Regions from separate parts of the Homo sapiens genome. Here region 2 is linked to region 1. The links are chromatin loops, found by intact Hi-C in ENCODE. Cell type or tissue: HCT116. All regions are shown on one strand. Links, peaks and the distances in the headings refer to the core of each region. The heading gives the core; the rest is flanking DNA. Region 1 has its middle 33 kb from the start of FAM184A. Region 2 overlaps FAM184A (family with sequence similarity 184 member A).

Region 1 (8,682 bases), core at 193-8,192:
AGATGGGGTTTCACCATGTTGGTCAGGCTGGTCTCAAACTCCTGACCTCAGGTGATCCACCTGCCTCAGCCTCCCAAAGTACTGAGACTACAGGCATGAGCCACCACACCCTGCCATATACCCTGCTCTCTTAAGCCATTTGAACCAGCTTGGGAAACTTGACCTGCTGTACTCAGAAAGCCTCATTATGTAAGTAACAAACCTTTCATAACTTCTTGATGTATGTGTGGCATCATCAGTCTTTTAAAATTATTTTTTATTTTTTAATTAGAGACAGGATCTCACTATTTTGCCCATGGTGGTCTCGAGCTCCTGGTCTCAAGCTATCCTCCTGCCTTGGCCTCCCAAAGTGCCAGGTTTACGGGCATGAGCCACCTCGCCCAGTCACATCATCAGTCTTGACATCTGAATCAAGTTCCGGATGGGGGTCTATCCTACTTCTGCAGGGTGATCAGAACAGAATTATTAGGCATATGAGCCGTATCTTATTTATTTCCCTTTCCTCTGTGCCTAAAATAAAATAATTAATAAATGGTTATTGAATGAACTATATTTAAATATTGTTGGAATATGAAAATTCAATTTTATTTGAGCTGTGGAATAAACAGTTTCTTTGTGACCAGTTTAAATATGGTTGATGGAAAAATGAAGACCATCAGAAATATTTTGGAAGAAGACAAATTTATAAATCATTTGGAACATTAAGTGAATATTTATCTAAAAATTGAAAAATTGGCAAAGGATTTGAATAGATATTTCTCCAAAGAATATATACAAATGATCAATAAGCACCTGAAAAAATGCTCCCAGCTACTCGGAAGGCTGCAGTGGGAGGATTGCTTGAGTCCAAGAGGTTGAGGCTGCAGTGAGCTATGATTGTGCCACTGCACTCCAGCCTGGGAGACAGAGTGAGACCTTGTCTCAATATACAAAATAAACGCTAGGCACAGTAGCTCACTCATGTCATCCTAGCATTTTGGGAGGCCAAGGCCATCCTAGCATTTTGGGAGGCCAATGCTTGATCCCAGGCATTCAAGACCAGCCTGGCCAACATGGTGAAACCCCATATCTACATAAAATACAACAATTAGCCAGGCATGGTGGCATATACCTGCAGTCCCAGCTACTCTAGAGGCTGAGGCAGGAGGATCACTTAAGCCCAGGAGGTGGCGGTTGCAGTGAGTAGTTATCATGCCACTGCACTGCAGCCTGGGCGACAAAGTGAGATCCTGTCTCAAAATAAATAAATGAGATAAAATAAAAAATAAATAACAGATAAATGGGGCAATATCTGGAGGAGCATTGACAAGAGAGAAGAATCTATGAAGTGGTGACATCAGAGGGCAGGAAAGTCCATTCCTTTATACAGCCATGGAAGGTTAGGAGGCTAGTGACAGAGGCTGTGTTAGTGGGGTCATCCCTGTGGATACTGAAGCACTGAAATTCATGGGAGGAATCAGGGACAATAGAGGGTTGCCAAATAAAACACTATTTGCTGTTTGTCTGAAAATCAAATTTAACTGGGCATTCTGTATTTTTATTTGCCAAATCTGACAACTTTAGGTGGAGAGAAACACTGCCCTGGAAGGTGTTCTGTGAATGAGAGATAATAGCAATATGGGATAGTGTAGGCACCCCTTATTCATGGCAGATAAGTTCCAAAACCCCCAGTGGTTGCCTGAGACCACAGATCATGCTGAACCTTATATATGCTATGCTTTTTCCTATACATACATACCTATGATAAAGTTTAATTTATAAACTAGGCACCGTAAGAGATGAACAACAATAACAATAAAATAGAAAAATTATAACAATATACTGTAATAAATGTGATTTATTTATTTATTTATTTTGAGACATAGTTTCTCTGTCACTCAGGCTGAAGTGCAGTGGCATGATCTCGGCTCACCGCAACCTCTGCCTCCCGGGTTCAAGCAGTTCTCATGCCTCAGCCTTCCAAGTATCTGGGATTACAGTCATGAGCCACCATGCTCAGCTAATTTTTGTATTTTTAGTAGAGACAGGGGGTCTCACCATGTTGGCCAGGCTGGCTCGAACTCCTGAACTCAAGTGATCCACTCACCTCGGCCTCCCAAAGTGCTGAGATTACAGGCATATAATACATGTTATGTGAATGTGGTCTCTCTCTCTCTCTCTTTCTCTCTCTCTCTCTCAATATCTTATTGTACTGTACTCACCTATTTTCAGACCACAGTTGACTTCAGGTAACTGAAACCTTGGAAAGCAAAACCACAGATAAGGGGGGACTGAGAACTATAGTTGTATGGTATGAGCTTCAAAGAAGCATGATTAGGGGTGGTGAGGTTGAAAAAAAAGGAAGAAAACTGGTTTCAGAAGCATCACTGGGAAGCAAGTCTCCACATCCAGGCACCAAGTCATAATGGGGACTTAAGAAAGCTGCATGACAACCCGTAACTCAGGACACAGCCAGGCCTCATTTAAACAGTGAAGGGGAAGGACCTTGAGAGCCAGGGAGATCTGGGGAAATTAGGAGGCAGGTTGAGCAAGCGAGAGAGTTTCCTGGCCACAGTTGTAATGTTTCAGGAACATAATGAGAGCATTTTTTTTTAAAGGGTTGAGTCAAATAATCTGATAATGGTGATCAGGAAACTTGCCCCATGAGCACAATGGCCATGCCACAGAAATGGGCTGGCAGTAGTACCCTGTCATGCTCAGTCAGTGGCTGCAGCCATACTGGGGCGGTGTGGACCCAGAGAACAGCAAGGGGACTGGCAGCCAACTACACTCCCCTCTGCCAGAGAGACAGGAAGTAAAACCTTCCCCTCCCTTCTGCAGCTCCACTTAGCATTTAGGCAAGGAAAAATGTACTGTAAGTGCCCTTTTATGGCAGTTGGTCATTTTGCTGATTTTCTTCGCAGAAGGCATCCTTTATCCCACACAAAGAAGTTTTCCAAAGATGCCTTGGATTCCACATCTATCCTTTTTCAACTTTCCTCATATTTTAACTATCTTTCTCAATTTCATTTTTATCTTTTCCACACATTTCCTTTAAAAAATAGTGTGACTATCTCAAGCTATGAGACAGGATTGCAGTCCATTTTCCAAAAGAATAAAATTCAATTTCTCTGTAGAGTGATGTCTGTCCTGTGGCCACTCTTCAGGGTATAACAGGTAATAGCCACTGACGATCTGAATTGCAAGTGTGGGGGTGGAAATCAATTAAGCTGAAAGTGAAAAGGATAAAGGAGACTGCTCTACTCTAAAACCCATTCAACTTTCAATGGCCAGAAAACTAAAAATGTTATCTCAAGAGTTTTCTAAACGGTTTAAACCTAACCCGGATGGAAGTCATGGCACGTTCAATTTGAAGTATGATCATTCAAGGCTAGGCGTGGTGGCTCTCGCCTGTAATCCCAGCACTTTGGGAGGCCCAGGCAGGCGGATCACCTGAGGTTGGGAGTTCGAGACCAGCTTGACCAACATGGAGAAACCCCGTCTCTACTAAAAATACAAAATTAGCCGGGCATGTAACGTGCCTGTAATCCCAGCTACTGAGGAGGCTGAGGCAGGAGAATTGCTTGAACCCGGGAGGCGGAGGTTGTGATGAGCCGAGATTGCGCCATTGCACTCCAGCCTGGGCAACAAGAGTGAAACTACACCTGAAAAAAAAAAAGAAAGAAAGAAAAGAAAAAAGAAATATGATCATTCCCACACTCTATGTATAATAATAACACATTTCATGGACATAGGAGGTCCCCACCTGCTTTCTTTCCAGAATAAGTACAATCAGGGATTACATAGTTTTTAATAGAATAATATGCAGTACATGGCCTTGTTACTTTGCTATGTTTTAAAACTACCAGAAGACCATGAAAACAATTTTTCAATTTCTCTAGGGCCACTAAACAGTCTCTTTTCTGTTTCTTTAATGAAAACTGTTTCTTTAATGAAAATATTCAGTCTATATGCCAGGAAATGGATTTTATAGAGAAACATGAGTTGCCCAAATTACCCTAACTTGCCTCCTTCCCTGCAGCTGAATCTACTACATGCATTTTTCGTAGTACATTAAACTGCTGCATTCTCGACACCGCCAAAATAATTTGCATTGTGACTAGAACATGACAATCTGTTCATCAACAGACAAGACACCTCTTTCAGGAATGGGGAAACCCAACAGACTTAGTGTCAACTTATTATTACATGGTAACATAAACTGGAATACGCCGGGTTTCTGTGGTCTACGGAATCAGCTTCCTCACTTCCCTGGAAATTCAACATTTTAAAAAATTATCTTTTGCCATTTTAGCCATTTTTGAATGTACAGTTCTGGGCACTGAGAACATTCACATTTTTGTGCAACCATCACCACCATCCACGTCCAGCCGTTTTTCATCTTCCCCAACTGAAACTCTGTATCCATTAAACTCTGACTCTCCGTTCCCTCTTCCTCCCTAGCCCCTGTCAATCACCATTCTACTTGCTGTTTCTGGGAATTTAAGTGCTCTGAGAATCTCATATAAGTGAAATAATATATTAGTTATCTTTTTGTAATTGGCTTATTGCAGTTAAGTCTTCAAGGCTCATCTATGTGATAACGTGTCAAAACTTCCTTTTTGAGGCTGAATAATATTATATTGTTTGTATATAACATATTTTGTTTATCCATTCACCATCAAGGGACACTTGGGTTGCTTCCATGCTTTGACTTTTATAAATAATGTTGCTATGAATGGGGATGTACAAATAGAAACTTCAATTTTAAGTAAGCATAAGGCTGCAGCAATGACGAGGATACTCATCGCAACCTTCCTTTTCATTTGCTGGGCCACACTTCAGTTACAGGTGGTGACCAGAGTGAATATCAAGTTTAAACTGCAGGTGGCAGCAAATATTCATGAACTAGACCCAATGTCTGGCAAAACCATAGCTGTTTTTTACTGCGTTAAATTTTGCCTCTTTAGAATGGAATTCACATTTTTCCCCAGGTCGCCTATGTTCAACATAAGAAATGCTGGAAGCATTTGTGTGGGTTTAACTAACAAGGAGTACTTTAATTGTGAAATATAAAAGAATGGTGGATCAGTATCTGAGTGCTTGAAATTCTGCTCACAGCTTTCACAGTCTTGCCTGAAATGTCTCAGCCAACCACACATTCATAATCTTGCCACATCTTCAAGCTCTGAAAATAGGTCTTCATCATTCATGAGGAACGGCCTCTGGCTTGTCCATGGGATAGACCCTGCTAGTTGTCTATCCAATATCCTTTTCACTTTTTTGCCTACAAATAAAAACCCCAATTTTGATTAGGCCACCGTGTACCCAACTAAAAAAAAAATCTCCATTGCCTCACCTCTCTTGCAGCCGAGATGAGGGTATGCCACAGTTCTTTCCTGGAGATAGAAGCTCAAGTCTGCTGGAAATCAAAAGTTTTGCTTTCCTGATACAGGCTCCTCCCGTTCTTCCTTGTGTTTGTTGTGTTTCGATTGTTGTTTTGGTTGCTTCCTACCAAAAACCTGGGTGGGAAACTAAAGGTGGGACAGCCATACTGTAACGATGAGACCACCAGGAAAATAAACGCACATGTTAAGCACTGCAGAGTAGAAAAAGGAGCCTGGGGTGATGATGGCCCAGGTGAGGTGCCCCAGGATCCCTGGGCTACCCATCTGTAGGTGGACTGCTTACTTTCAAGCAGGACTTCTCACTTCCTGTTATGCGAGAAAAATATTTCCTTATTGAGTTAAAGCACGATACTTAGACTTATGTTAGGTGAAGCAGCGCCCAACCCCCAGGTGAGATGGATAGATAGTCCCTGGGATGCATCGATGAGTTAAATGTGTGTTTAAAGATAAAGACAATAAATATACTAGCTTCTTTTTTAATTGAGAAAAGGTGCCTAAAATGCAGGGCAGAACTACATTTTTATCAGACATAGGTCTAAAAATACTAAGGCAGATATTACGCAACATTTAAAGTAATGAGTTAGTAGGCTTTTCCATAAATAAAGGAATGGCATTTAGGAGTAGAAGTAGGAGAAGAGGATAATAAATAATAAATAGCAGAGCTATTTTAAATAATAAAAGCAGAGCTGAGTTTCTAAGATGAAAGTCCTCATGAATGTGGGAGTCTCTGTTCATTAACAGCTTCAATTCGTCAGATTTTGCCACAATGTTATAATAACTCATTTGTGAAATGCCACAAGGTCAAGATAATCCTGTCCTCATCCATATCTTTTTAGTGAGAACATTTGGTGCTCTGTATACATAGCTAAAGTATTCATCCAGTGACATGAACATTTACCAACATCTGAGAGAGAGACAGAGAGACAGACAGAGAGAGAGAGAAGGATTCACAGAAAAAGTGAAATGAAAGACTTGGAGAAAATATTCTAGAATCAGAGCACCCAAAGGGATGGAACCAAACAGGAGAGTGACTGTGAGAGAGGCTGAGGTTTAAGTGCTAAAATCAGGTCTAAATCTGTGACTCTAATTTCTTCTGTGTACTTTAAACAGGTTTCTACATTTGTAAAGTAAGAGATGGGAAATGTCTCATGACACTTATAATTTAGTTGGAGAATAAAAAACTAAAGACACATTAGCATAAGAGCAAATAGTGTGGCACAGTGTGTAATTAATGGCTAAATTATATGGTTCAAGGACAAGTGCTACAGAAATTGAGAAAACAATAAGACCAAGAATAGTTGGGAAAGGGTTTCATGGAGGAGATAGGAATAGGGATAATTTACAAAGAGAGAATATTGAAGAAATAACTTTCTAAGTAGAAAGGAAAAAAGACAAGAAAGGATGCAGATGTTTGGCTTGTTTGTGGCATGAAAGGAAGACTTGTTTTGGAAAATAGTGGGGAGTAGATTTAGGTTTGTAGTATTGAGTCAACTCATAGATGCCCTCAAAAGCTAGGAAGAAAACATTTGGAAGTTGAGTAGAAGTCACTTCTGTTTCCTGGAGCGTGGAGATTATTGGCTCAGGCATTCCCAACTCCACTCAAAGCTTTAATGGTTGGGAAACCCAGGAGCATCCCAGGTACCCAAGCTTGTACTGAGTGTCAGCTCCTGAGCCAGCAGCTCTCTTCACTCTCCATCAAACTCCATCCATCAATCCCTGGGTGACTCCTTCCAAAGAGGGAACCAACCCAACCTCCAGAGGGTACTGTCATTTTCAATCCATGAAGAGGATTGCAGGCACTCCCTGCAATTTGAAGAGAAGATTATGATTTGAAAAGGTAGACAGTCTTTTAAAAAGTCAAGAAAAAGTTTTTAAGAGTGACAACCCCAGTACACCATCATGGAATTTCGGCAGAGGCAAAGAAAAAAAAAATTGCCACCAGTGCTGGCCACCTTCTAGAGCTGCTGACTTGGAGGAAGCAAACTAAAGTGCAGAGGACCTCAATAGAGCCTGGATGGGGTAGAGGCTATTTAACAGCATTTCAGAAGAGAGAAGAGACTCGAGTTCTTGGTGATGGTTCCACTCTGCTCCAGACAGGTGCTCCAATCTCATTCAACAAAAATTATTCGGTGAGAGTGTCAAGGGGAATTTGCCCATCATATATCAAGGCATCAAAAGGTCTCGATGAGTGACTCATATTTACTACAAACAAGGAAGAAAATGAATGTCATGGCAACCATACAAGAACCCTACACACCACACACACACACACACACACACTAACAAGTGCTTCTCAAACTTTCAAATTTGGGAATTATGTGAAGAGCTCATTAAAACACAGATTCTAACCTCACTACCAGAATTCCTGATTCTGCTCTCTGGAGAACCCTAGTCACGCATAGAACAATACCTGATTAACCTTTTATTCCAATTCAGTTCATATTTGTAAAGAATGTTGTCACCTAATAAATATGTCTTAAATTTCTTTAGAATACTAAGAGCAGTTCTCCAAGGAACACTTGCCCAGCAACAGCATCTCCAACAATGAACTGACAATAACTCTGGCTTTGAAACTTGAGGACCAATGAACTCTGAACTCTGTTCTTTTCTTTCTTTTTTTTTTTTTTTTTTGAGACAAAGTCTCACTCTGTCACCCAGGCTGGAGTGCAGTGGCGAGATCTCGGTTCACTGCAACTTCCTCCTCCCAGGTTCAAGCAATTCTCCTGCCTCAGCCTCCCGAGTAGCTGGAATTACAGGTGCATGCCACCATGCCCAGCTAATTTATTTTGTTTTGTTTAGGTTTTTTATTAGAGACAAATTATTTTCACTACATTGGCCAGGCTGGTCTCGAACTCCTGACTTCAGGTGATCCGCCCACCTTGGCCTCCCAAAGTGCTGGGATTGCAGGCATGAGCCACTGTGCCCAGCCGAATGAACTCTGCTTCTAAGCAGTTTATGTAAGACTCTTTTTTGCTAATAAAAGCTCCTCTTACCCTTCCCTCACCAAATAAATGCACTGGTAGCTTGCCATTCCATGCACTCCAAATTATAATCTTTACTTCTATTCCTGAGTAAATCCATCATATTTAGAGATAATTTTTTCTAGTGTCTTTTTTTTCAGAATAACATTGATAATATTAGTAAACATAAGTATTTTAAAACTTAAGAATCCCATGACAACCTAAGAAAGGTGTATGAACATAAGTTTCCATGAGACAGATGATTGGCTTTGGCAGACTGAAATCATGTAGAAACTATTTTCATATGCAGCTTATACATTTAATGTTTACTACAC
Region 2 (8,682 bases), core at 500-8,499, 150 kb after region 1:
CTATTACCACCTCATATCATTCAGGACAGAATAGGCTTAGAAGGGAACATAATTCTTCTCTTACCTGATGAAACTTTTTTTCAGTTTGTATGTATTGGCTGATAATATAGAATTTTTAAACTTTCTTTTCTATAAACCAGGAAAAAATGACGTCATACATGTGTGTCCTTTGTTTTGCTTTCATCTGTATTTGTTTCTTGTCCTTTTTATATGTTACCAAGCCTTGTGTTATCACACAGTATTGTATTGTGATAAGCACTTGTAATAGTGAGCCTGCCTTTCTAGTATCAAACCTGTTATTTGTCAGGTTAGTATCATTCAACATATAATTTCTTCTGCAGAGCTTATCTCCAGATACTGCTCACCTTTTCTCCAAATACTCTGGAATGACTTAAAATGAGTGACTTCTTCAGAAGTAACCTGCAAAGCCTTTCATAGTACCATCTACCCCTTTAACTCCTTTAATGCAACTACTGCTCTTGAAGCAGTCATGTCATTATGCTTAAAAGTTTTAAGGAAAAAAGAAGTTTTGTTTCAGATTTTTGTGTGTGTTCAACTAGACTAATTTTTTTAATGTAGGTATTACAGAAGAATGTATCTGAGTGATATCAATGAGCTAAAGTCTTTCTTGTTTTCAGATTAGAAGAAATGGAAGAAAAATATCTAATGAGAGAATCAAAACCAGAAGATATACAGATGATTACAGAATTAAAAGCCATGCTTACAGAAAGAGACCAGATCATAAAGAAACTAATTGTAAGATATTTTGGTTTTAGTCTAACCATGTTAGTAATCAATAGATATTGATTGGGAAAATATGGGACAATCTTTTTAAGTAATGCTAAGTGAAAATAGAAAACACAGAACATGTGCATTGTGATTGAAAGTTCATTGAAATGTTTATGAATAAAGTAATTTTTAAAATTTAAATTTGGCATTAGGGTAAGGGAATTGTACGTCTTTCATTTTTTTTAAAAGAAAGTCTTTTTGATACATATTGAATGTTTAATAATATGTCACTGCCAGTATACAATTAATATACCATTGAAGTGTGTGTATGTATGTGTGTTGCACATGTAGTATTAGGATTGGCTAGCAAAGAAAAGCCAGCACATTCATGCATTAGCCTGTATTGTACACTAACAGGTTGAGCATATTGATTTCCTAAAATGTGTCCTAGCAAACACTAATCCAAAATTTTTACTCTATAGAAAAAAAATGTTCCATAATCTAGCCACAGAAAAGTTGCATGCTTTCTCTTGGACGGTCAGTAACACTGAGGTTCTCTCTTGGAAAGTCAGTAACACTGGGTTCTTAATGGCTCTGAAGTTTATCAGCTAAGAAAATACGGATTTAACAATGAATATACTCTTTAACCATTCATATCTTCAGCTGAAGACTTTGGACTTTAGCATGCAAAAAGAGCATAAGAGCAACATGTATTTCTGAAGTCCTTTTTCCTTAATGCATCTCTGTTTGCATTTAGGAGAGGCAGCCTGTTGTCTGAGACTAGAAGTTCCTGCTGAAAGCAACAGGTAGCAGATTGGGGATCACAGGTAGAATCCAGGAGCAGGCTTTGGAGAGATGAGTGTGTGCTGCTTCAATCCACCAGCCACCCAATTTTCTACATATTGTGAACATGAGCACAGGCCTTATAGATTGCTGCATCTGGTAGCAGCAGACTCATGGAAAATTATATTTCACACATGAAATCAGCAAGCATAGTAAATGTATTGAAACTCTGTTCCATATAAATAGCTATTAATTCCCAGTTCTTACTGAGGAGGTGTTATAATTGTATTTTGTCCTCACAGCAAATACAGTAAAGCAACTTTCGAAAGCAGCACAGCTCACCAGGGAAGAGCCAGGATTGTAGGCAAGGGTTGTTCCATACTCCTTCCACAACAGCCTGATTCCGTGGACTGTGAGGCACATAGGTCAAGATTAGTGATTTGAATGACAGTGGTGACTAAGAGAGGCATAAAGAATTCTACTAGATTTCACTAGAATGTAGTTCTGCTAGAGCACAGCCCTGCATTCTCCCACACACTGTTGTATTTACTTATGGCCTTCCCACATTCTGCTTACTCAATTAGAACATCTTGTTGGTGAAGCCAAAGGTAAAGGTTTTATCTCTATGTGGGCAATCACTTTTTCCCTGTTCTTTGATTACCATTGCTATCATAGATTAATATCTCATATTAGATGCAATCGAATCTATTTACAGTACTGAAGAATAATGAGGCCGGATATGATGGCTCATGCTTATAATCCCAGCACTTTGGGAGGCCGAAGCCAGAGGATTGCTTGAGGCTAGGAGTTTGAGTCCAACCTGGATGATGTAGTGAGACCCTACCTCTACACACACCAAAAAAAAAAAAAAAACAAACAAAAAAAACTTAGCTGGGTATGGTGGCACATGCCTATAAAAAGAAATGGAAATAAAGATTAATGATATAGTTTCATCCTTATCTGTGGAAACAATTCAGTCATGCCCAGAGCCCCATGAATGTAAGTTGTAAACCTGCCCAAACTGCATAGTCAGCCCTGTGAAACAGCTAGGACCAAATAAAACATTTAGGTCCACTTTTGAAGGAAAAGGGTCAAGTGCTCGGGTATGGGGTTTAAAAGGTGTTGAAAACTTATCCCCCAACATTCCTTAAGACAGCAGCAATCATGTCAAGAAATCTTTAAACAAAGTATCTAAATCTTCATTCAGGTTTTATAGTAAATTTTAAATGAAATGGCGTTTATACATTTATGTTTTTAAAATATTCCATAGAAAATATTTAAAAGATGTTTATAATTCTTTTGCATAGGAGGATAATAAGTTTTATCAGCTGGAATTAGTCAATCGAGAAACTAACTTCAACAAAGTGTTTAACTCAAGTCCTACTGTTGGTGTTATTAATCCATTGGCTAAGGTATGTGCCGTAAACACTGTAGAATAGGAATGTGGTTTAAAAGTTGGTTAAAAATTTGGTGAAAATATTTGGAGCAGCATAGTTAGATAAAGCTCCCAAAAAATGTTTTCTTCTATTTAATAATCTAGCACTAAAACTTATGAATTATTTATATGTTCATTTTAAGAATGAAACTGAATACTACTCATATTCCTTTAAATATATTTTACCAATATTATAAAACTTGATTCTACCTTTTTTTCATATTTCTGAAGAAAACTAACCTTCTGACTCTGCTTAAGACTATTTCTTGTTGTTTTCTTATTGTTCACAATCTTCTGCTTATGGTCCAGAAAGAGACTCCAGCCCTGGATACCCAACAGCTGTTCCTGGTTTAAGGCCTAACATCTTAATGGACCTTGGGTTGGACATGTATTTTGTTGCCTACCAATCGTCAGAGAAGGGCTTTACTTCTCTCAGCCTTCTGACCGTTCTTTTTGGTTTGGTTTGGTTTTTTGTTTTTGTTTTGGAGATGGGGTCTCACTGCGTTGCTCAGGCTGGTCTCAAACTCTTGGGCTCAAGCGATCCTCCTGCTTCCAGCTCCCGAGTGGATGGGATTGCAGGTGTATGCCACTTTGCCCAGCTTTATGACCGTTCTTAATTAAAATTGAGTATGACTTATTTTGATATTTGTTACTCTCTTGGGACAAAAAGAAGAGCCTTGAAATAGACATGGCCAAGTCTTATAAATCTTTGTACCCTAGCTTCCCATGGCTCCAATCATGTTTTGGGTATAGTAGGTATTCAGTAAATATTTGTTCAGTTGCAAAATTTCATCACATTCCCTATAAGCCACCACAAATTATTCTGTGAATAAAGGAAGTCATAAAGAATAAATGATTATATATATACATATATATATATATTGGCTTCATAGGAATTATGAATCTTATGGCAGAAATCAGTAGTAGAATAAATAAAAGTGATAGTTCCAAAGCTGTTTTTCAAATTCAGATTTTATTAAGTTTCACGTCATGCCTAATTTTTATTAGGACTTTACCCAGAAATTTTCCTTTCCTTTCACAGCTCGTAAAACTTCTCTATTAAGAACACTGAATCTATCCTTCCTTTACAAGTTAAAGTGTTCCAAACTTTAAACTTGAATGTTTTCTAAAATAGAATGACTGTAGTGGCATGTAGCTGTATCTCAGAGTCTAAAATACTGCCTGGCAGATAGAAAGCTCTGAGTAAATAATTGGTGAATGAATAATTATAATTAGTTTTAGTTTTTTAATTCATAATTTAGGGTGAAATAAGATTTTAATTATAAAGCAAGATTATGAGGTTTGTGGAAAAAAAGATATACTAAAAATACTCCTTTTCATTTATTTATTTTATTGGAATTAAATTTTTTAGCTGCAAAATGATTACTGTAGAACTTTACCAGTATTCTTTTGATTTCTTAAAATAGAAACCTTAAGTAGGTTTAATTATGCCCTCTGGTGACTAGAATAAGAAAATGCAAAAGATACATCTTTGTAAGAACTTTCAAACTACTTTTGACTCCTAATAGTGACTTTAGTTTTCACAAATAGTTCTGAGGAAGGTATTATTATTATTTTCTTTTTCTGGTTATGCTAAAATAGGATTTTCATCAGAGACTCTACAAGTCACAGAATATGACAGAGGAAAATGTTTAGACAATGAGATAAATAAAAATAAAAGTTCCATCTTGTATATTAATTGCATTTTTTCCCAAACTCGAGTTATTTCCCTAAAAAGCTTACAAATTTAATTGGTATACATCTAATTAGTAAAATATGAGAATATTCTAAATATCTAGTAACATGTTAATTTTTATTTCTCATAGCAAGATGATGATCATTGATTCTAGAGATGTGAATAAAATACTTTGAGACTAAAGTTAGTGAATTGCAAGCTGATAGATTTTGATAATCTGCAGTGGAATTTGTCTTTTTATCTCTTAATTTTAAAGACACATTAAAAAATCAGCTGATTACTATTGTTTTGTAACCTTTAAAGTTTAAAAAATATGAGCCAATTAATGATACTGCCAAGTAATATGGAAATTAGACTTAATTATGCAGATATAACTTTCTCTCTTCAGAAAGATAGATGTCACAGTGAATTTAAAACCAGATTATTTCTCTTAAGTCAGCTTTAGGTCTTTAGTAGAAATGTGCAATTTGTTTCAAACTACATTGCCAAGCATTTTCTCATTCCTTTTTTTTTTTCCAGGCAAGAACTGCCTCCCTTTGACAGATGGCTAAATTTCATGGACTCTCTTTTAAAATTATGTTTAACTTTACCCCTTCTCCTAATTTTAGCCTAAATCCATTTAACCTTCTATCTGCAAGACTTGCTCTCTCCCCTAATCCTTTTTCCCTTTTCTTCCCAAAAGGGTATTCTTTACCCCTTGGCACTCTTTTTACCTTCTCTCTCATTCCTCGTGAATGACTCCTAAATGTTTCTTCCTCATTCTTTCTGCCCTGGTAGCATGTCTGTCTTTGAGGATTCCATGTAGATAAAAAATACCTCCAAGGATTCCCAGACCACAGTTTGGGTAACACTGGTTAATTAACATTTTAATTTAACATAAAGCTTCCAAAATTTTCCCATGCCAAATTTCTATCTTCTACCATTCCTATTTTCTCATTTGTCCTCATGCAGGGACTATCCTCACATGTATTATTTTTAATGCAGCAAAAGAAGAAGAATGATAAATCACCAACAAACAGGTTTGTGAGTGTTCCCAATCTAAGTGCTCTGGAATCTGGTGGAGTGGGCAATGGACATCCTAACCGCCTGGATCCCATTCCTAATTCTCCAGTCCACGATATTGAGTTCAACAGCAGCAAACCACTTCCACAGCCAGTGCCACCTAAAGGGCCCAAGACATTTTTGAGGTGAGACCCGTCTCACCAATGTTTTTTTCTTTTCTTTTTTAACTTGAGAAATTTACCTTCTTACATTGCAGAAATCACTACTTTAAGAACAACCTAAGAAAAATTACTATGAAATATTTTCTTCAAAGTATATTTATCCCCTCTCTAGAGAACTTCCTTTTGACTGTGTTAAAAAGATTTTTTCTAATTTGTGGTCATCAGTCAATTTTCTAAGTACTTGAAGAGGTGTTAATGTAATTTATATCATTAGAATTTTAATATTATGCACAATTACTTTATTTTTAGTATTGTCACCAATTTTTAAATTAACAATCCATCCTTATTGTAGAACTTTAAAATAATTTTTTGTTTACTAAGTGGTTTTTGTTTTTTATATATGTTTATTTTTTTCCCTTTCTTGTTTACCAAGATTATTTATAAATATATATATATATATGCTTATTGTCAAAATAGAAACATACGTAAACTCTGGGAACTTAAATATACTTATGCAAAAACTAAATTTAGAAAAAATAAATAATTTTAAAAATTTCCATTCCAATTTTTTACCTTGCAGTTGTTGATTAAATGTATTAGCAAATTTTGAATGAAATGCAAATTTCATTAGAAATTTAGCCATTAGATAAAGTCAGAAAGTACTGTTGTTTTATGCTCATCTTACTATTACTGATTTTTTGCTGCTTTATGTTTTTTTTCTTATTCTTACTAAATCTTAGCAGTGTCACTAGTAATAGTCTTACAAAGTAGGCAGGTTTTTTTAGGCTAAGTGATTAGTGACATAGTTAATGATTAACAAAAAAAATAGCAAGAATGAAAATTAGTCAGATACACCTCTGAATTTGTCTCCTGCTAAATATTTTGTGTTGCTTATTTTCCCTTGTGCATGGGTATGTTCAGGTATCAGTAAGATGCATGTGCATGAGCTCAAGGAACATGACTACTGGAGTTTCCATTACACATTGTTGCGTGCCTTGTAATTTTCCCCAAAGACGGTAGGGATTCTTTTGTTTTCTTAAGTAGCCCAAAGAATCTTTAGTTAGAATTAAGAAAAGTATAAACTATATAACATCAATAACGGGGGAAATTATATTTTTAGTGTTCTCCCTTTCCTGGAGTATTTGCATAGGGAATTATGAAATGAAAATTTAATGTAAAATGCATATAGTAAAAAATACTAGTAGTTACTTTAGTTATATTTAAGGACACATCTGTACGATCAGCTAAAAGAGAAAAGGTGCTGAAAGAGAGGACCATTATTTTATTCTCTCGTTTCCCACAATTCTTACTGAATTTTTTATTCAAAGAAGGTGACATTTTTGCAGTTGTTTTTTGTTCTTTGTGATTGTTGTGATGTGGCTCCTCCTTAACTGACTTCATTTGAGCTGCTGATGCACTCTTATGCTCTCATGGAGTGGAGAACCGATTCTAGTATAGAGGGGGTAGCAAATCTTTAAAACACGACTTACAACATGGGGAACCCGTTGTGGTAATCTATGCTGATGTTTTATGTGCTTTTGCCTTCATTTTGCAAAATGACTTAATGCTGGGTTACATGTCTCTCTTTTTATGAATTCAGTCCTGCTCAGAGTGAAGCTTCTCCAGTGGCTTCTCCAGATCCCCAGCGCCAGGAGTGGTTTGCCCGGTACTTCACATTCTGAAAGAATTGTGTTGGCACAGCTCTGTATAGACTGTTACTAAGAGCATGACTTTATACAGATTGTTATGTAAATAGGCTTTCCTATGTCAAACACTGTGAATGAGAAAGTATTTGTCTCTCCAACTTGAAAATGCACTGTATTTCCTGTGATATTTATTGGAATCATTCTATAAGGTACTATATTATGTGTGTAATTATAACTGTTATTTTTATTTGAGATGGAAGAGTCTTTAACCTTTGTAATTACTGCATAATAAATTTTGTTAGAATCAAACAATGCTTTTTATTTTTTTCTACGTTTGCTTTAATTTTTAAATATTTTTTAATTCCAGGTAAGACTTGTCAACAAGTTTTACTGCATTATAATCATGTCATATCAAATTATTTGACTTCAGTAATCATAATAGAATCAGGATAGGGAAATAGAAACTCTTGTTCCAGTACAATGTGTAATTTTAACTAAATTGTTCTCTAAATTTACAAAGCTAGAATGAAAGTGCTTGTGTAAATTGTGGACTTTCAAGTGTATAAAATACTGTTGACTTTTAGGTGGTTTTTTTTTTTTCAGTTTTGATAGTTGAGATCTAGAACTTTAGTACAGTTAGTATCTATAATTAATACTATGTTTTATGGCCAAAAGTCACTGGGTAAAGAATAAATAGTCAATTTGATTTTAATTTGTCTTAAAGGCCAGTTTGATAGTTTTCTAAATTGGTGTAATTAATAGGGAGTGAGACATAGGGGTTTGGAGCTCAGGAAAAGAAAGACTGGGCTACAGATGTTTTGGAACATGGCATGTATGAGATAGAGAAATCCACAAGTGTGGATGAGAACAACAAGGAAGGGGGTTGAGGATAGAACTTTGGGAGAAACCAACATGTCAGAAACAGACAGGGCTTGAATGAGAATGAGAAGTAGAGTTACAGATCCAAAAAAGCATAGTGTCCTGGAAGAAGAAAGTTTCAGAGAGACCCAGCAGCCAGCCAACAATGTTAAATGCTATGGGTGTCAGAAAAGGGAAAAAATGAAAAGTGTCCATTGGCTTTGACAACTACAAGATGGTCTTAGCAAAAGCAGATTCAGGGTAACAGTGGCAACAAAAGCCAGATTCTAGGAAAGAAGGAAATGGAAGTCAAGGAAGTTGAGACAGTGAGTAAAAACTTCTCTTTGAAAAAAACTTAGTAATACAGGGAAG

The links. A loop is a pair of places that touch in the nucleus more often than their neighbours do. Peaks named below come from ENCODE experiments on the same cell type or tissue, not always from the same donor. Only the 100,000 strongest peaks of a DNase experiment are listed, where the experiment ranks them.
Region 2: a loop joins it to region 1, with 8 times the contacts of the local background. A loop is called at or near these places in 106 of 110 quality-filtered maps.

Annotation. Positions count from the first base shown.
Region 1 is chr6:119,107,114-119,115,795 of GRCh38, reverse strand. It overlaps a transcript of FAM184A not described here. Among named protein-coding and RNA genes, the nearest start is that of FAM184A, 33 kb to the right of the region's middle. In HCT116, for the core only: a CTCF peak has its summit at 4,863 (motif pointing right); a DNase peak (open chromatin) is centred at 4,855.
Region 2 is chr6:118,958,909-118,967,590 of GRCh38, reverse strand. FAM184A (family with sequence similarity 184 member A) reads left to right here. Exons shown (of 18, transcript NM_024581.6): 15 at 639-756; 16 at 2,820-2,924; 17 at 5,628-5,830; 18 at 7,407-7,828. The coding sequence ends at 7,488. The region is part of intron 1 of LOC124901389 (a long non-coding RNA gene); the gene reads right to left. Among named protein-coding and RNA genes, the nearest start is that of MCM9, 28 kb to the right of the region's middle. In HCT116, for the core only: no CTCF peak of the experiment used is centred there; a DNase peak (open chromatin) is centred at 4,420.